Regions from separate parts of the Homo sapiens genome. Here region 1 is linked to region 2. The links are chromatin loops, found by intact Hi-C in ENCODE. Cell type or tissue: endothelial cell of umbilical vein. All regions are shown on one strand. Each heading gives the region's core, and the rest is flanking DNA. Links, peaks and the distances in the headings are about the cores only.

Evidence for each region. Peaks named below come from ENCODE experiments on the same cell type or tissue, not always from the same donor. Only the 100,000 strongest peaks of a DNase experiment are listed, where the experiment ranks them.
Region 1: a loop joins it to region 2, with 5 times the contacts of the local background. A loop is called at or near these places in 1 of 110 quality-filtered maps.

What each region holds. Positions count from the first base shown.
Region 1 is chr7:87,641,424-87,651,812 of GRCh38, forward strand. It overlaps RUNDC3B (RUN domain containing 3B), which reads left to right. Exons shown (of 11, transcript NM_001134405.2): 2 at 9,399-9,514. It also overlaps a transcript of ABCB1 not described here. Among named protein-coding and RNA genes, the nearest start is that of RUNDC3B, 18 kb to the left of the region's middle. In endothelial cell of umbilical vein, for the core only: no CTCF peak of the experiment used is centred there; no DNase peak of the experiment used is centred there; H3K27ac peaks cover 1,209 bases.
Region 2 is chr7:87,707,542-87,717,930 of GRCh38, forward strand. It overlaps RUNDC3B (RUN domain containing 3B), which reads left to right. Exons shown (of 11, transcript NM_001134405.2): 4 at 3,029-3,114. It also overlaps a transcript of ABCB1 not described here. Among named protein-coding and RNA genes, the nearest start is that of RUNDC3B, 84 kb to the left of the region's middle. In endothelial cell of umbilical vein, for the core only: no CTCF peak of the experiment used is centred there; DNase peaks (open chromatin) are centred at 5,290 and 5,720; H3K27ac peaks cover 1,945 bases.

The DNA of each region.
Region 1 (10,389 bases), core at 855-8,854, 66 kb before region 2:
AACCATGGTTAGTCTTGAACAACCTACAGTTTGCTCCTGGCCTTTCAGGGTTTTCAACTTGGATTTGGTATATTTTCTAGCACCCTTCCTCCAGCAAGCCAAAACAACAAAATGCACTGATTTGGGGGCGACAGTAAACAATCACAGTAACTACTGTTTACCAAAAGCTGGCCGACAGCTGTGAATGTGCACTAAATGAAAGAGCTCTTCTTCCCTGCCTTCCTCTTTTACTCTGACACTAGATTGCATATTCAAAAACAAATCCTCCAAAATACATATTGTTTTGAAAATATTTTATGAAAGAAAGAAAGTGGATATGATGCCCACATTTTGTTGTTTTAGCTAAGTAAAATGATTTATTGTCTGTTATCTCCAGTGATGGTGATTGTCTTTAGAAGAGGTTAGGAAAACAATATCCTCCAAAGATTCATATTTAACATTAGATTTTGTGATTTTTAAATCTTAGTATTTACAGAACCAAATCTTCTGTTATATTTCAGGTCTAATCTCAAAATTAATATTAATAACAATTTAAAATTTTCATAAATCAATCACAAAACATCTGTATCTTAACATGATAAGAAAATATATTTAATTTATACGTGGACGATATGCTTTTTGCAGGAAAAATATTAGATTCAGCCTTCATCACTAATAATGGAAATTTTAATTATAATAATTTTTATTTAAATTAGATTTATTTTATAGTTAAGGCTAACATTGCCAGAATTCAAACCCAAATATATCTGGTTTCAAAACATATATATATATTTTTAAAACTGTGCTGTCTTGATTGTCTGTGATACAAGTCAGCTGATGTGTGTGTTTGCATAGACAGAAACTGGGACCTTTCATTTTCGTAGCATTCTAGTGTTGATAAACCATGAAGACTATATGTTATGGTTTTTTTCTGTTCTTCACGTTGTTCTATTGCTGCTTTTAATGTCTAGCTTACTAGGAAGCTCACTATGTTAAAGTATTCTATTTGAATATTTTCATTTGTTCTTGGATAAAGAATAATTGGATTCCCAAGGGATATGTGATCCAAGTATATAAAGTGTTCTTTATTAAAATAATTTTAATTGGGAGTTCTTTCATATGAGATTAAACCAATGTATTTTAAGATAGGAAGTTTTCTTGGTTTGATGGCTTACTAATTTTAGATGAATCTTTTTGGAAAGTTTTGCCTTATTTATTTATTTATTTAACATATATATTTTATTATACTTGAAGTTCTAGGGTACATGTGCATGAAGCTGGAAACCATCATTCTCAGCAAACTGTCTTTTTTATTTTAAGAGTGTGCTTCTAACGTTATTTTTTATGTTTGGCAATCTGCTGTCATCAGTCTGCTTATATAGCAATACAAGATGTTAATAATATAGTATTTCCATTCTTAAGTGTCTAGATTAACAATTCTCTTTTAAAATAAATTTTGACAGTACAGATTGAGAAAATATTTTAAATACACATCTGTCTCTTTATTTAATTTTTAAAATTTTCCTTTTTAGAGACAGGGTCTTGCTCTGTTACACAGGCTGGAGTGTAGACGCATGACCATAGCCCACTGTAACCTTGAATTCCTGGGCTCAAGTTGTCCTCTTGCCTCAGCCTTCTGAGTTGCTTAAAATAACAGCCTCTTTCCACCATGCCTGACTAATTTTTACATTTCCTTATAGAGATGGGCTCTTGCTTTGTTGCTCAAACTCCTGACCTCAAGCCATCCTGTGGCTTCAGCTTTGCAAAGTGTTGGGATTACAGGTGTGAGCCACCACACCTGGCCCTGCTTTCTTCCTTTATTTTTAAGTTGATTTTTACATTGCGTAAAATTTTTTGAGATAATAAAATATCACGAAGAGAGTTTCATGTTTCAGGGTACAAATTTCAGGGAAGATGGTTGGGACTTTTTTTGGTTCCAATAAAAGTTTATTTACAAAAACATTTAACTAGTTGTATTAGGCCTGTGGACAACAGTCTGTAGACCCCTGCTTAAAGGATATGTGAAAGGTATTTTTTCTCATTATAAAATATTTTAAATAGATTAAAATTATATTAGAAAAGAAAGAGGAAAATACACATGATGTTTGAGAATTCTTTTTTGGGTGTGTGGGTGCGGGGCAGGGAGTCTGGCTCTGTTGCCAGGCTGGAGTGCAGTGGCATGATCTGGGCTTACTGCAACTTCTGCCTCCCAGGTTCAAGCAATTTTCCTGCCTCAGCCTCCTGAGTAGCTGGGACTGCAGGTGCATGCCGCCATGCTCAGCTGATTTTTTTTTTTTGTATTTTAGTAGAGACAGGGTTTCACCATATTGCCCAGGCTAGTCTCGAACTCCTGAGCTCAGGCAATCTGCCTGCCTCAGCCTCCCAAAGTGCTAGGATTACAGGCGTGAGCCACCACGCCCGGCCAAGAATTCGCAAGTTGCATAATATTTGAAGAAAGAAGGGAAATTACTTTTTTTGTTTGTTTCCGCTCTTTCACCCAGGCTGGAGTGCACTGGCACCATCTCGGCTCACTGCAACCTGTTCCTCCCAGGTTCAAGTGATTCGCCTGCCTCAGCCTCCTGAGTAGCTGGGACTACAAGTGTGTGCCACCATACCTGGATAATTTTTATATTTTTAGTAGAGATGGAGTTTCACCATGTTGGCCAGGCTGGTCTCAAACTCCTGACCTCAGGTGATCCACCCGCCTTGGCCTCCCAAAGTGTTGGGATTACAGGCGTGAGCCACCGTGCCCAGACCTGCAAATTGTTGATTCTGAAAAATTCTCTGTGTTTCTGATGTAAAATATAAGAGAGAAAATAGGCCTTCCAGTGAACAGATATCTCTGGGTATTGTGCTTATTATCACCTATAGTCACTGCTTATATTATGTTTGGTGTGGATTGTGTCATGTCTCTTGGAAGCCATCTCCTTGTTGATCATTGATGCTGACTGTTATTTTAATGGCAGAGGATAATTACCTCACCCCTGTGTTAGAGACTACTAACAGCAATGACATATAATAAGGAATATTGTAAATTTGGTTTGAAATAGTGGAGAGTTCTCTGTCTCATATTTTGGATACTTACGTTCTATTAAAAACATCACTCTTATTAATGACTTTAACCTTTGTGAGCCCTTTTAAGTTTTGAAATGTGATGATTCTAGATGTTTTCATGTACATTAGTTATCTTCAGATATCATTCCATATAAAGGGATATAACATGGTATAGATAAGAAGATCTATTTTATTTGAACATTTTTTTTCCTGAAGCATATTGGATAAATGGCCAAATAATATATGCTTGTTGTAAAGGGATAGGAATATAATTTTTTTTACTACTTATTCTCTCTGTGTATATATGGATATATATATATTAATGCAGAACATTAAATATTAAAGATGAATTTTCACTATAAAAATAATTTCTAATAAAAACTATAGACATTAAAGAAAATTATTTTTGATTTGTCCTCACATTTAAAATTTTTAAGTTATTTTTAATTATAATTATGTTACAAATCTATGAACTATGGAAGGAATTAATGTAATATGGATGTAATTAATATGTTTTAAACAGTTTTGGTAACCATCTCATTTCTCTTGCTATGATGACAAAGGGAAAAAGGTAGTCCATGCTTTCTTAAGTTTTAAGGTTTTAGTCACAATCATGCTTTCTTTCTTTTTTTTTTTTTTTTTTGAGACAGAGTTTTGCTCTTGTTGCTCAGGCCGGAGTGCAGTGGCACGATCTCGGATCACTGCAACCTCGACCTCCTGGGTTCAAGCGATTCTCCTACCTCAGCCTCTTGAGTAGCTGGGATTACAGGCATGTGCCACCACAACCAGCTAATTTTTTGTATTTTTAGTAGAGATGGGGTTTCATCATGTTGGCCAGGCAGGTCTTGAACTCCTGACCTCAGGTTGTCCACCTGCCTCAGCCTCCCAAAGTGCAGGTATTACAGGGTTGAGCCACCACGCCTGGCCCATTGTTTCTCATTTCTAAGCTAACAAAAATTTCCTTGGACTTTGAAGGTGGGAAAGAGAATCTTTTTAAATAGAGACATTTCAAAAACTGCATTTCAAAATCTTAATTATAAGTCTCTTTTATATAAACTTTTGATTTTTAATTTTTATGTAAAAGCTGTTACTTAGACTTGATTTGATATTTTTAGACATTCATCAAATTGTCATTTCATTATTTAAAAATCATTCCTTTTTAGGAAACAGATGACTAATATTAATGTCATCATTATCAGGAAATAGCTCAGCATCTGTGTGATATTTCTTAGATATATTAAAATTCTTTCTACAGGTTTGATTTTTATAGCACATCTTAGTTACTGTGTTATGAAGGACAGATTCTCATTACTCTGGCATATACTCATGACTAGCTATATGATTTTAGAGAAGTGAGTATTGAGTGGGAAGAATCGGTTAGCTGAAAGTGAAGCATAGACTCTAAGGGATTGATTTGCCTTCTGAAATTTTGGGTTGTGTTGGAGGGAGGAGAGCAGGATATGAATGATGAAGCAAAGCTGGAGAACATTATTTTTCTTCATTACTGACTTTGATATAATAGAAATTTTTGTAATGCTTTCTCACCCTTAAATGTCTTTATGCTTGAAAATCATAGAAATTGTGTCTAAGGATATGCTTTGGGATATTTGGACTTCGCTTTTGTTTTAGTTTTTAGTTAGCTGTTGAGTTTAAAGTAATTTAGTGCTCTGATATTTGACATTTTATGTTTTTATGACACAGATAGTATCTTCTGTAGGAACGTAACCTATGAGTAATGTAGAAAAATATTTGTGCATTTTGTTGACTACTGATTGATCCATATAGGTCTCTTGATGATATGAAAATATATGCACTAATAGCCATGGCTTTTTCTTCCCACTACATTTTACAAAGTAAATAGTTTGTTAAGTAATCTAGTGTTATTCCTGGAGAACATAGTGACTAAAATCTTATCAGACTGTTAAAGGTGGAAATTGAGTTCTAACCTAGATTTTTATTTTTGATGAATTAAGCACTTTGTTAATTTTGTTTTCAAATATAAGTTTTGGTGTATTTTATGGAGATGCATTACTATCTTAAATGGCATAATTTTTACAAGCAGTAGATTATTCCTTCCTTGAGCAGTGTGGATGCAGAGTTAGCTTTCTTATTCCATTCTACTGAATGAAGATTAGAGAAATACATTCAGAAATTTCCTTCTATTCAGGTCAAAGGTGGAGGTGGAGGTGGAGATTGTGTGCTTTTTATTTATTCATTTTAGAAACATTTCTCATTTCCTTTTCCTACACACTGTACTTATTATTTCTTATTAAAAGTTTGCCAGGGATTGGCAGCATTATTCTTGTGTATTGTCACTGAGATGGACGTAGGAAATAAAAGTTTTCAAGTCCCTTTTAAATCTGTTTTCTCTTTATCTTTTTGTTTCTATCCATTTACTATGCATTACATCTGGCATTTGTCTAACTTGACTATCCGTTAGGTACAAGAAACTAACTTTATCAGTGTTACTTCCTATATGTTATTTCCCGTTATTGCATGATAATTTATTCCATTGAGCTCCAGTTGCTGTTGTAGATAATACTATGTAGTTGAACATTAATCTATCTCAGCATTCCTCAATCAGGGTTCATCTGAACCAAAGAAGACTGAAAATTATTTGAGTGATTATATTTTCCATTATCCCATATATATGTAATGGTATGTAATTTGTATCATTCTCGTTTCATAGGAGAGTTATTTCATTACACAACAAGAATGCCATAGGGTGGCATTTCTGAAAGTGTACTTCTGGACCCAGATGCTTTCAGAGGTCCACAAAGTCAAAATTATTTTCTTAAGTATTCTAAGACATTATTTGCCTTTTAAAATTTCCATTCTCTTTTGTTGTTGTTATTGTCATTTTCTTTGTCTTTTTTATTAAAAATTCCCATTTTCTAAGAAGTGTATGCTGGAGTTTTCCAGAAGCTACATAATGTGTGCTATTATAATAGCTTGAATGCAAAAGCAGTAATATAATCTAATTGTCTTCTATTAAACACATTAAAGATATTTGCAAACATGTAAACATTGCTACATTTTTCTTTTGGAAAATATAAGTTTCATAAAAATATATTTTTATGCAACATGTAATGAATTTATTTTGTTTATAATTAGTAAATAAATGCAGGCAGTTCTTACTTTGCATGGTTCCAGTATTTCATAATTTAGTTAAGTAACATCAGTCCTACAATAACGTGGTTTCAATTTGAATTACCATTGTAATTCAGTTGTGAGTAGTTGCATAAAATACACATTTTGCCACTAGCTCTTTAGTCCACAAACCATTACATAACTAACAAATACACATCATGATCAGACACCAATAATATCACTTCTTTCAAAGTCTGTCTAGGATTTGTCCCTATGCATCTGAAAATGGATAATCAAAAAGAGTAAATTGGCCAACTTGCAGAGATGAAAGTACAGAAAAGAAATGGAAAATGATAGGCCAGGCACGGTGGCTCATGCCTGTAATCCCAACACTTTGGGAGGCCAAGGCAGGTGGATCATGAGGTCAAGAAATCGAGACCATCCTGGCTAACATGGTGAAACCCCGCCTCTACTAAAAAATACAAAAAATTAGCCGGGCTTGGTGGTGGGCGCCTGTAGTCCCAGCTACTCAGGAGGCTGAGGCAGGAGAATGGCGTGAACCGGGGTGGCATAGCTTACAGTGAGCCAAGATCACACCATTGCACTCCAGCCTGGGTGACAGAGCGAGACTCTGTCTCAAAAAAAAAAAAAAAAAGAAAGAAAGAAATGGAAAATGATAATGCTCAAAGTGAGATTTGCATGAATATAAAGGGAGTTACAGAAGAAATCATTGATCATGGGAATGTGCACATTTCTCCTGTTTAAGAGAATCTAGATATGCAGCCAAAGGAACTTAGTGGAGGCAAATGTTCATATAAAAATGAGGAAAGTGGTTGCAACAGAAAGGATGAAAATGTCCCAGAGGAAGTGACACTGACAGAACACTTCACATTAAAGGGCTTCTCAGAGGTATTTCACAGCATTGAAAGTGTAAAGGAAAACATATTGGAAGCTAGTTCAAGAAATATGGCAGTTTGCCAAAAGACAAAAAAAAAAAGAGGCTTACACTATATCTTAAGTTGTATAAATGAGAAGAATGAGGCAAGCACTGTTCAGATTACTCTTCATAAGTTTCTTACAGAGAAGTAAAACACTTGAATTCTCAGTGTTTCTAATGTTTTAAAGTGTACTAAATAAATGTTTTAGTATTTTTTATTTCCCGATATAACTGGTTGTAAGAAAGTTTTTAATGTTTTGACAAAAATTTATAAAGGTCACAGGAAAATTATAATTTTTACTTAATTATAAAGATTATTTTGCATGGTTTCAACTTGCAGAGTTACTGTTATGGTCCTGTACTGCTGTGCTAAGTGAGGACTGCCTATATTTAAAATCTTTTAGTTCAATTTCTAATATGGTGAATACTAGATATAACCTATATAAACAAATCTTTCTATATTTCCCTTTATGCCTGTCTCCTGTATTTTCTGTCCGGATTGAATAGCATAACTATCAAGAGTAAAACCTTAAAAAAAGCTTGTACTCTTTTATCTCCTTTATAGTTTTTATTTCTAATTCTTTAACAGCTCCCCTTATCTTCTTGATTCCCCACTGTCTTAGGCACTCATATACCATCCTTTATAGGATATTACTATAAAGAGCATGAGGGAGTTGTTTGAGGTGACAGGACTGTTTTGTATCCTGATTTTGATAGTGGTTATATGAATCTACACATGTTAAAACCCATAAACTATATGTTGGGTCTTGCCATGATAGGACGTTTAAACATTTATTTACCATTCTTTCAAAATAGAGCTTACAAATAAATCAACAGGTACCTACTGGGTACAACGTTCAAAGCATTGTCCTAGGTGCTGAGGGAGATACATAGTTCAGAAAGCGTGGTTCTGCCTGAAGGAATTGTGTCCTAATAAGATGAAGATTGAAAACACAAATGGTAGCAGTAAGATAAATTGTAATTTTCTCTTAAGGGAAATAAATGCAAATAAAATGTTTGTTTGTGCTAGGAATATGCAGGTGGATAATTCTCCATTGAGAAGATGACATTTGAGTTGAGACTTGGAAAATACATTGATTTTTGACAGTCAAAAATAGAGACAAAGGACATTCTGATAAGGAAAAATATAGTACACTTTACAGATTTGCAGGTTTTGCTATTTATAAGCTCATAAAAATTTTGGATGTTGAAATGGTTTGTCTGTGACCCCATCCAAATCTCATCTTGAATTGTAGCTCCCATAATTCCTATGTGTTGTGGGAGGGACTCAGTGGTAGGTAATTGAATCATGGCAGCGGGCCTTTCCCATGCTGTTCTTGTAGTAGTGAATAAGTCTCACAAGATTTGATAGTTTTATAAAGGAGAGTTCCCCTACACATGCTCTCTTGCGTGCTGCCATGTAAGACAACCCTTTACTCTTCCTTCATCTTCTGCCATAATTGTGAGGCCTTCCCAGCCATGTAGAACAGTGAGTCAATTAAATCTCTTTCCTTTATAAATTACTCAGTCACGGGTAAGTCTTTATTAGCAGTGTGAAAACAGACTAATACAGACGTATTCTTCTCATTAATGCTCACGTCCTATTTTATTCTATTTTGTGCTCAGAAACTCTCAAAAGCATTTGAGTCTGCAGCTCAAATTTCTTACAAGTAGTATTACTGTTTTTGAGTATTTTGGAGTTAATTTAGTTAGGTCACATTTTGATTTTAATGGGGACAATTAGCTATTTCTGAGTCTTAGTTTTTTCAGTAGATACTTTCTTAGTCCTTTCAGGCTGCTTTAACAAATTGTCTTAAACCAGGTAATTTATAAACAACAGAAATTTATTGCTCACAGTTCTGCAGGCTGGGAAGGCTGAGATCGGGGCACCATCAGATTGGGTGTCTGGTGAGAGCCCATTCCTCATAGATGACACCTTCTGTGTGTCTTTACATGGCAGAAGAGGCAAACAAGCTCCCTCAGGCCTCTTTTATAAGAGTACTAATTCTGTACATGAAAGCTCTGCCCTCATTATCCAATCACCTCCCAAAGGCACCCACCCTTAATACTATTGCTTTGGAGATTAGGTATCAACATATGAATTTTGGGAGTACACAAACATTCTGACCAGAGGAAATAGGAAATATATCAATAAAAAGACTCCTTTCTGTAAAAATTTCCATTTACAGAGTAAATTTGAATAAATGGGGTTTTTCAGATGTTATACTCTTGTAAAATATTTTTACAACTCTTCCCCAAATTGCCTTCCTCCCATTTTTTTCATACTTAGGGAATGAATCAACTCTGCCTAAAAGCAACAATAATCTTTTTTTCATAGGTTTTCTGTGAAGACCCTGATTGATCGGTCTTGCTTTGAGACAATTGATGATTCTTCTCCTGAATTTAACAATTTTGCAGCTATTTTGGAACAGATTTTAAGCCACCGGCTAAAAGGTAAAAGCACTAATGTACTATTTATTTTCCCACCAGCTGTCTTTATAATAAGCTTGAAATTTTAGAAATCATACAGTCTGTGTGACTTAGATAGCCAACATTCTATAATGTGAAATGTCAAATCTTTTGGCCTGTGTGACTACGAAAGAGCCTCTGTTCTCAGATTTACACCTATTTCTGGGATGCATTGAAAATGTTGTGTTAATTGCCACATACAAGGAGAAAAGTGACTTTCCATAAGTAATTAAAATAAAAGCTTAAATTGAAAGGAAGCGCATCCCAAAGGTTACTAGATGGTGTTTTAATCAATTTACAGAGAAGCATTCCAGGCATTATGTTTATTTGTTTAGCATCTACTTTCTTAAACTTAGGTATCTTTGTAAATGTTTTAGCAGGTAGTAGGTTAAAAAAGAGGTATGTAAGAGACATGCTTGTCTTTGATTTTCTTAAATCAAAAAGTATACTTACATTAGAAATATAATTCTCAACAATTTAAAGGGGAACTTGGAAGCTATACTCTCTGAATTTTAGATTCTTTAAATTAAAAAGATCTATAAAATATAGTTGCTAAAATTCAAGAAGTATTATATAGTATAAATCTTAGTAACAATAAGTACTAACTTTATCACATTAATCCCATTATCTGGTCTTCCTAAAGCAAACTTGATCATCAGATATTTTCACTTAAGTTTTTTATTATCTTTACAATCTTAATGATACAGTTTCACATCAGTAGTAGTAACTTGCTTTGGTAACATAACTTATGAGCATCTCAGGCGTACTGTGAAGATTAATTCTATTCTGTACTTTTTGATGCTGAAAGCATCCAGGTTTTAATATAAGTGTTTAAATGAGTTGAGCAGTACTGTGGGCCC
Region 2 (10,389 bases), core at 948-8,947:
CACGCACCTGTAGCCCCAGCTACTCAGGAGGCTGAGGTGGGAGGGTCACTTGAGCTTGTGAGGCAGAGGTTGCAGTGAGCTTAGATCGCACCACTGCACTCCAGCCTGGGTGATAGAGCAAGACCCTGTCATAAAATAAAATAAAATAAATAAATAAAATAAAATAAAATAAATACTGCAAAATATACATTCTTATCATACACCCAGTGGAGTTATATTAAATTGACCATTTTCTGAGCCATAGTTTATCTCAGTGAATTGCAGAGGATTGAAATTGTGTAAAGTATGTTCTCTAACCACAGTGGAATTAAGCTAGAATCAAAAATATGGAAAAATGACTAGAAAATGTTTATATGAGTGAAACTGAGGAGAACTTCTAAATAACCCATGGATGAAAAAATAAATCACAATTGAAATTGAAAAATATTTGGAAAGTACTGATAATGAAAATATAACATATAAAAACTTGTGCTTAGAGGAATAGGCTTAAATAGGCTTTTGTGTATTTTAAAAAAGAATAGAGGCTGGAAATTGGTTACCAAAACTTTCATCTCAAGAAGCTATGAAAAAAGAAATACATTAAAGTCAAAGTAGAAGGAAAGAAATAACAGTAAAAATTCAATAAAATTGAAACAAATATATAAGAAAATCAACCAAACTAAAAGTGTTTTTAAAAAGATTAATGCAGTTGATAAGCTTCTAGCAAGACTATTCAAGAAGATCAAAAGATAATATAAATTACCGATATGAGGAATGAAGAAGAGGCCAAGTGTGTATATCTCACAGACATTAAAAATCCTAAAAGAGGATATTATGAATAACTTCACATCTATTATATAAATTTGAAAATTTAGAAGAAATGGGAAATTTCTTTTAAAAAATTACTCACCAAAACTAACACGAAAAGGATGGAAATATCTGGATATGTGATATTTTTGCTAAAGAAATGTAATCTATAGTTAAAAATCATCCCATTGCAAGCCCATTTTTAAATTGTTTTCTTCTTATGGGTTTTTAAGAGTTAATTGTATTTTATGGATAAGAGTTGTCTGTCAGATATTTATAATTTAATTTTAATTTTCCCACTCTGTGCTTTTTTTTCTTTTTTTAAACTCTCTTAAATGCTGACAGCTCATTCCCTGAAACAGGAAAGAAGGTGGAGTGTATAGGTATTAACATAATTAGGCTGGTCAGTTTGGTGGTGGTAAAATGAATTTCTTCTCTTCTAATTGTGTCTGTTTTTCATTTGTGCATAAAGTAGGGATAGTATTGTAACCTAACTCACACAATTATTGGGAGGATTACTTATCTTCTTAATGTATATAAAGCTCTAAAACAGGGCTTAGCACATATTAATTACATTTTTAAATCTTGATTACTTTTACTTATTTTTTCATAAACCTTCATTTTATGGATCACCCTTATCAACTGAAAACATCTAAATTCCTTAATCTAGTTTTTAAGTTGTTCTACTTCTTGGCCCAAACAATCTTTATAAGTCTGTTTGTCTTCTGTTCTATTAAAAGTTCCTTTGTTAAAGAAAAGAAACCATTAAAATTAGCACAACTTATCCTTATAATATAACAGGATTCCATACACATTCAAATACAGGAAACTAAATGCAGCCCAGTTTTGTATGGATTGAAATTAATAAATCAGGAAGCAAGATTTTCCCTACATTTCTTATCTAGTAACAGCATAGTCTCCTGTGCTGAATTGTCTCTGGAGAGCAACTTTCTTGACTTCATTGGTGAAATTGTAGCCTTTTGATTCAAGACACCGCTACTAGTTTCTGTGTCTTTTAGATGAAATTTCAAGAGAGAATTTTGAGACTACTGGCCAGCCAGTAGCTTGCCTCTTCCTTCCTCTGTTCCAATCAGCTACAGCTAACTGCAGGTTCCCCTAGGCTTACTCAGAAGGAACAATGGACTGAGCACAGGGCAAGCTAAAAGGGATGTTGAGCTTGGTAGGTAAATTGACTCGCATGCTAACCATACCCTTATCATTCATTTTCTTCCCAGTAGTACTGCTGCTTCTAGCCTGACAGGTTTTAACTACTGCCTATATTGACTCCTTTGTGACCTTTCCTATCCCATAGTTTGGTGAATTCACTAGACTTGCAGACATTTCTAGAGTATGTTTTTTCCCTTTCTGGTAGTTGACAATCATATATATTGATTAGTGTCACCTTTATACTGCCATTGCAGTGTTTCAATTTTCTATGTATTTAGTCTTCATGAAGTTTTTTAGAGATTTGTGAAAGAGTTGAGTGAAAATGAAAATAATTGATTTATGAAGTTCTTACTACAAATATGATCTCTTATATTCTTTAGTTCTAAATAGAAAGTCCGTAAGAAAATTAATTACTTTTAGTAAGAATTGTCTGTTTCTGTGATTCTGTGCTAGAATATGCTGGCTTCTGTTTTTTGTTGTTGTTGTTTGTTTTTCTAGTTTAAATATTTGGTAATAGCTTTTAGAATTCTCTGGGGACACCCAAATTCAATAGCTCATGATTTGGATTCATTATATATAATGAAATTTGGATTTTATTACTAGTTGTATAAAACCTCCCACTGAAAGGATAGGATTGAAAATTTTCTTAAATAAGTGATGTTAGACTGATTATTTTCATTAATGAGAGAGAACTCTGTTTTTCATGATTTATGAGAGGGCTCATTTTAATTAGTTTGTTGATTTGCGGTATTGAAGTAGAGAGTTATATCTTATATAATTACATCATGTAATTCAAAAGAAGTCTCTAACCCAAGTAACTCAGTATTAACGTTCTGTCCCTTCAGAGGATAGAAAGTTAGTTTGACATGCTGTACCCTACATATTCAGAGAAACAAAATATATACTCTAGATAATCAAAATTTACCTATTTTTATCTACTTAAACATTTTTCTTAGTCGTTATCAAATGTATATTTTGAATGGCTGTTCTTTACATATTAAAATATTTTTGATGGCACAGTGGCAAAATATTTTTTTAATTTTTTTTATATTTGATTCTTTCTTCTTCCTTTTAGGGTAGAGCCTGGATCAGAGTAGCACTCATGGAAAAACATTTATCTGAATACATCTCTACAGCTCTGAGAGACTTCAAAACAACCAGGTTTAAAAGTCCTTTTAATTTTCTAATATATATTTGAAAGAATCACCTGAAGACTCAGAAATCAGAATAGGATGAAGAATCAATTTCTAAAATCCTCAACTGTTTTATTTCCTCCTTTTGTTACTACTCAGATAAATCCACTGTCTTCTTAGGAAAATGTAATTTGTCAACTAAACATACATCTACCTTTCTGTAAAAAGATACACATTACGCCTGGAATATCCTTTTTCTAAATCATTTCTGATTCATACTCTTTCAACTCTTGAAGCTTCATTCTCCCCATAGACTATTCCCTGATGGATTTGAATTTAAGTATGAAATTTCAATAGCATCTTTTTTCTTTTCACCTCAGTATTTCCTTATTTTTTTGCTTGTAAAGAATATACATTGGCCGGGCACGGTGGCTCACACCTATAATCCCAGCACTTTGGGAGGCCGAGGCTGGCAGATCACCTGAGGTCTGGAGTTCAAGACCAGCCTGACCAACATGGATAAACCCCGTCTCTACTCAAAATACAACATTAGCCAGGCATGGTGGTGCATGCCTGTAATCCCAGCTACTCGGGAGGCGGAGGTAGGAGAATAGTTTGAACCCAGGAGGCAGAGGTTGTGGAGAGCCGAGATTGAGCCATTGCACCGCAGCCTGAGCAACAAGAGAGAAACTCTGTCTCAAAAAATATATATATATAAAATTAATAATTTACTTATTTAATTCATATGTATAATTAGTTATTGCTTATCTTTTTAGAACAATCTAAACCATTGTTTTTCTTGGATTGTATAAAGATGACATCCTGTGCCATGTGAAAAATAGGACTTTGTTGATTTTTTATGATGGTAGAAAAGGGTACATATTAGGACAACAGTCATTCCTAATTAGCACTCATCTGCTGATCTTTATTTGTAAAGCCACTTTTCTTCAAATCAAAAGTATTTGTAAATGAAAAGATTTAATAATTTTAATAACTTAGACATAAACTGTTTAATGTAGCCACTAACACATGCCATGTATAAATTTAAATTAATTAATATTACATAAAATTGCAAATTTAGTTTCTCAAGTGCTGTATCACATTTCAGATGTCCCATTGCCACATGTAGCTAATGGTAACCCAATTGGACAGATTTAGAGTGTTTTCCTCATCACAGAAGGTTCTATTGGTCGGAGCTGCCTGAGATATTTCTAAACTACCGTTCTTTTTTCTACCTCATTAATCATATTTCTGAAAGAAAAGAAAATAATTACAACTATAAACTAGTTTTGATAGAAAAAAATAAGCACAAAGAAATCATATCTCTGAGATCTTAACTTCCATATCCTAATACAGGGTTTGACATTCTGGATTTTGAGAAAATCTGGGCATTTATTATGACACATTCTTTCAACTAACTAGCTGGTACTAATTAAGTATCTTTATTTAGTTGCCTCTATCTTTATTGGTAATATAATAGTAAACTTTTAATTTTGAGATACAAAGAAAATAATTGTCATGATTGTAAGTTTGACCAGGATAGAAAGACTTTTGGCTGAAAGAAATATTTGCATAAAGTAAATCTGATATATACTTATTTAACTTCTTTTCAAGCAACATGACACTCGAGATATTTCTAAAGATAAACAGTGAGATGATGATAAAACCTTAGACATTTGAAATGAACTTTATAAAATGAAACATTTATCATTACTAAGTTTCATTATGAAACTTGATAAGCATTGAGGATACTAAGGCTTTGAAAATGAAAACAAAGAATCGTATCAGAATCGAGTAGCTCAAATCTAAAAATCCTACATTAATTAAATCAAAATCAAGTTTGCATAGTAATCATTTCCTATGCAAGTAGAATATTGAATCAAAGTTATGATAGTCTTTTCCAAATAGAAATTAAATAATTAATAATCTCTCTAAATTGTTAGTCTTGTTTCTTAGTTTAAATGATTGGGTGGGGTAGAAATAATTCTTCAATAGATTATTTTTAGAACAAGTAGTTTAAATATTTAAAGGAAATGCTTTCTGCCTTGTTCTTAAGTGTTAACCATGCTTTTTCATAGAAAGGAAATGATTCAGCTCTAAAAAAGTACATGAAGTAAAAATATTCCTGTAACCATACATAAACATACAGTCTTCAAACAGAAACATGGCTTGGCGTACAATGTCATATATATGTATCTGATACATAGATATATGCACACATACATATAATATTTACACATACACATTTATCGAATAATAGGATTTAAATGTGAATATAATGGCTTTGGAACTCTTAAGAAAGGAAGTAAGTAGGGAGTTATTTCAAAGTTTTTATCTTAGAAGTTAACTAAAAAATGCGGCAAAAAAATCTTATTTTTCTCCCCCTATTTACACTAATTTTTTTTACTGAGATGAAACCAAAGAAATTCTTAATTCTAATTAAATTTGATTGCAAACTTCTAGTCAAGACAAATATATTCATAAGATTAGATTTGTAAAATACAAACAATTAGAAAGAGTATTTGTACCTTACCTTTTATCTGGTTGCTTCCTGAAGTGAGTACTCCTAGGAGAATGAGAAATGATCTCTAATCTTTAGGAATCTGGAGAATATCTGAATAAAGTAGATTTCTTCATGTTCTACTCTTCACAGGTAAAGAGTAATGATAGCCTTTAAAATGGTAATACAAGTGTTTATCCCAGTACCAGAGGAGGAGCTACATGAACTAAGGCAGGCAGGCTTGAAAGCACTAATCAGTGAAAACCCAAGGATAAGTTTGGGTGGAGGAAGGGTGGGAGTAGAGATAAAATAAATTTTGAGTACATGACTATGGCTCCAAAGCATTGAAGAAATATGTGTGATCTTTTTGCTAAGGTGTAGGACGTCTTAATGAGCAGTTGAAAAAACAAACAAAAACCTCGAAGAGTTACATGGCTTAGGGATTGGGGTATAATTGAAAAATAGCCAGAGTTGAGAAGTTTAGCCAGAATAGGCAGAATGAAGATTAGAATCTAAGCTAAAAAAAAAAAAAAAAAAGAGAGAGACTTCTTTTGGTAGGTTACTGGGAAGACCTTCAAATGAGAAGTGAAGTAAAAATTGAATTAATTTGTTCAAATTTTTAATTTCTCTTTATCCACTGGCTAAAAAATAATTAGTAAATTTCAATTTAAAATACCATATGATATTTCAAACAAAATTGAAAATGTAACAAGAATTTGAAGTAATAAGTATGGAAAATATAAAGATAAATTAGCTTTATGGAAATTCATTTGTTTACTTTGCAATTATATCAGTATTTAATTTATAATGAAAAAGTTGTGTTCCAAAGAAATGTTAATTTTCACAATGTTTTAGCACAAATTGAAGGAAGGAGTAAAGTATAAAATAAAACTTTGTAAATGACTGAGCTGTCACAGAGAGAAAAAATGAGTTGACAAATACTTTTCTCAATTACAGAAAAGTAGACAGAATAGTGATAAGTAACCAAAATCTTTTAAGAGTTAAGAATGCATTTTGGAATCTGTGTATGTATTGTGGGATCTGGCCAGCAGCCTGCAATGCAACGGGGCTCTCTCTTTGTTCTTAGGCGGATCGGCAGGTTGAGAAATAATAGACACACACAAGATAGTGAAAGCTGGGTCCAGGGGGGTCACTACCTTCTGGTCCCACGGTGCCAACAATGCACTGGATATACCAGCATTTATTATTAAGTTTAGTGAGGGCAGGGGTAGGTTAGTGAGGGATTTAGGGTCATTTGATTATGAGGTGAGATGGTCACATGGGGATGAAGTAATTCTTTAACATAACATTTGTATATAGAAGTACAGTACATTTGTATGGAGAAGTACAGTATACAGAGATAAGAATTTACAATATAGTGTGTGTGTTAGTAATTTCTAACAGAGCCTTAAAACAGAAACACAATCTTTCCATAACCTATGATTAGCAAGATATTAATCAGCAGTAACAGTTGCAACAAAAGCTGGTTACAAACAATCCATGGAAATAGGACGTGAAGATAGACAACTGGTTAGACGAGAAATTCTCAGAAAGGAGTATGCCTTAACCCTAAAGAGGTGTAGAAGAGCCATGGCAAGATGAGGACGTTTATAGCCCTATCTTATCCATATGGACAGGCACCCCCCCGCCCCATGCATCCGTTTATAGGCTCTCCACAAGGGTCGCATTCCATTCCTAGAGCTATGAACATCTGCTTTTCTGGGATAGGAATCTTGGTGATGTGAAACCTCCCTGACCGCACGTCCATTCATAGGCTCTCTGCAGGGGGAAGCACGTCACGCGCTGTTGGCTCATTCTGGCAGTCCAACCTGGCATTGTCTTTACACAATACTGCATGCAATTTTGTATTTACAATAATTAGGAGCATTTCATCTTTTATTCTGTAGCAATAGTTTCAGGGGGTCTCCCTACATCTTTCTCTATTCCTTTCACTGTGAGCAAAAAGTTTGACTTAAGTAAAAGGCAGCAAATTCAATGCAATAACTCCAGTGAAGCCACAGGTAGTGTGAAATGCTATAAAGGATGAGGGAAATATAAATATTATATATATAATATTATAAATATATAATATTTAATATATAAGGACTTTATATATATAATTATATTATATATAATTAATTTATAATAATTATATATAATTAATTTATAATAATTATATATAATTAATTTATAATAATTATATATAATTAATTTATAATAATTATATATAATTAATTTATAATAATTATATAATCAATATAATATAATATATTTAATATTTAATATAATATATTTAATATATAATTATATTAATATAATATATAATTATATTATATTAATTTATATTAATATATAAATAATACATATAATTATATTATATATAATTAATTATATATATAACATTTAATATATAATATATTAATATAATATATTAAAGGACTAGAATGTGGGCATTAATAGCTATTTTAATAATTTCTCTTTAACTCTTAGAGACAACAGAAGCCATTGGAATAGAAGCATTTCATCATAGGAAGGACAATATTGACTGATTGATTGATTGCTTTGTCACACTAGTTGTCTTGTTAGGAATAAACTGTAGAGGGCAAGGGCAAAAATCAGAAAGGCCAGTCAAGAGACTATTGCAACAATTCCAGTGAGAGATGGTGACTTGATCAGAAAGGCTTATTAACTGACCAATTACTGAAGGGAAGCTGGAGGGAATGGAGAATGGAAAAGTTTTGAAACGGTCTGTATGGAGTAAGTGCGTGATATTGGAAGGAAAGTCACTGACAAGGAGAGAATAGAGTAACGGAAATAAAGACAGGAATTATCATTAAAATACTTGATGATTGCATATAGGCAATTTGCAAAGAGGAAGAGTAGGAATACAAAGAATACTAAGAGAATACTTGCTAGAAGTGCCAAAAACAGGCAAAAATTAATTGATTAATTAATTAATTTTTAAAAAAATAAAAAATAAACCACGTTCAGAGTGATTACCACTTTGGGAAATCTGCCTACCATCATTAAAATTGACAGACACTGGTGGCCACTAACTTAGTTTAGTCAGGTCCAACTGTCAGAATGACATGACTCCTGTCACTGTTGCCAGATTTGTGGGATATTGGAGCCAACGTAAAATGGTTTTCAAGCTTATTCTGAGAATATAGAAAGTTACCAAATAAAAAGAGGAGCAAAGTTTGTTTTTCCCTGAAGATTTCCTGAGTGAGCTTTACAAAAACTTTTGAATTCTCTGAAAATATACTGAATCATGTTCTGTTCTGTTTCTGAACTGTTTGAACCTCTTGGGACCTGTAGGAATTGCTAACAAGCTCTTAAATGTCTCCATTGCACCATATCATTTTTAGACCAATTTATCTCATCTTTGGGCAATGTGCTATACACAAAATATTTCTGTTTTATGTTTCTTTTCTAATTTGTCTCTGCGTAGCCTGCAAACTAGTGAAGTTCTTTGCCCTCCATCAGATAGGAATAAGAAAGCCAAGAAACTAAGTTTCTAACACAAAGTGCAAGGTTTTCCCATAAATTTTAAGTTCTTTTTTGATAAGATGTCTAGTGAGAAGTGAAGGCTATATACAGCTGTTTACTGTACAACTGTTACAGCTGTACATGATTAGTGTAGAAATTTAAAACAAGTAAAATTTTTGGTATTTGCAATGTAGTTTAATTGTGTATAATTATGATATTATTACTTCTATGATTTTTTAAGATAGGGTCTCACTCTGTCTTCTAGGCTGCAGTGCAGTGGCACAGTCATGGCTCACTATAGCCTTGACCTCTCAGGCTCAAGCCATCTTTCCAAATTAGTTGGCTAACTTTTAAAACTGGTTTGTGGAAACAGAGTCTCACTATGTTGCCCAGGGCAGTTTGTAACTCCTGTGCTCAAGTATCCTCTTGCCTCAGCTTCCAAAGTGCTGGAATTCCAGGTGTGAGCCACTGTGCCTGGCCTACTTCTATCATTTTTCTTTCCCTTTTTAAATTAAACTCTTGGGTTAAAGGTAAAATACAATCCAAAAGTGTTTTTTAATAAAAATCATGGATAATGGAGGTATTCTATATCAGGACACCTGTAATACATTCAAGAATGTAGCCAGAAAAAGTTTTATAGCCCTAAACCCTTTTATTAATAAAAATACAAATTATAAATGAATGAAATTTTCATGTTAAACAAGATAAGAAAAACAAACAGAAAAAATAAAGGAACAATAAAGCAAAAAATAAACAATATTTGCTTTATCAATTTATCTAAATTGAGAAACACATAATTACTAAATAAAAATAATATTTTTTGGTAAAAAATTTTCAAGAGAGACCAATTACTAGCTACCTTAACTGAGGTATATGTATAATAAAAGGACAAGGAGGAAGTAACCATTGACATGACATATGATGCATTTAAAAAATCCTACAATCTCTCTGTTATATATTTGAAAGATATAATGATAATTTCCTACAGAAATATAATTTGCCCAAATAGGCCCTACTATATGTAAAAAATTTAAATAAGCTAATTTCTCTATCAGGAAAAGAAAAATTTATCAAGACACTTCCTCAAAATCAATCATTAAGCCCAGATGATTTCAAGGAAGACTTGTATCAAAATTTCAAAGCCTGGATAGTCCCAATGATTTTGAAAATTTTTGCACCTTATAAAAAAGAAAATTTCAAAAAATTAAGGAAAATCTAATACTTTTTGTAAAGTAAGTATGACATTTATACCTAAACCTAATACAGTTAGAAAAGAAAATTATAGACAAATATCAGTTATTAATATTGATTGAA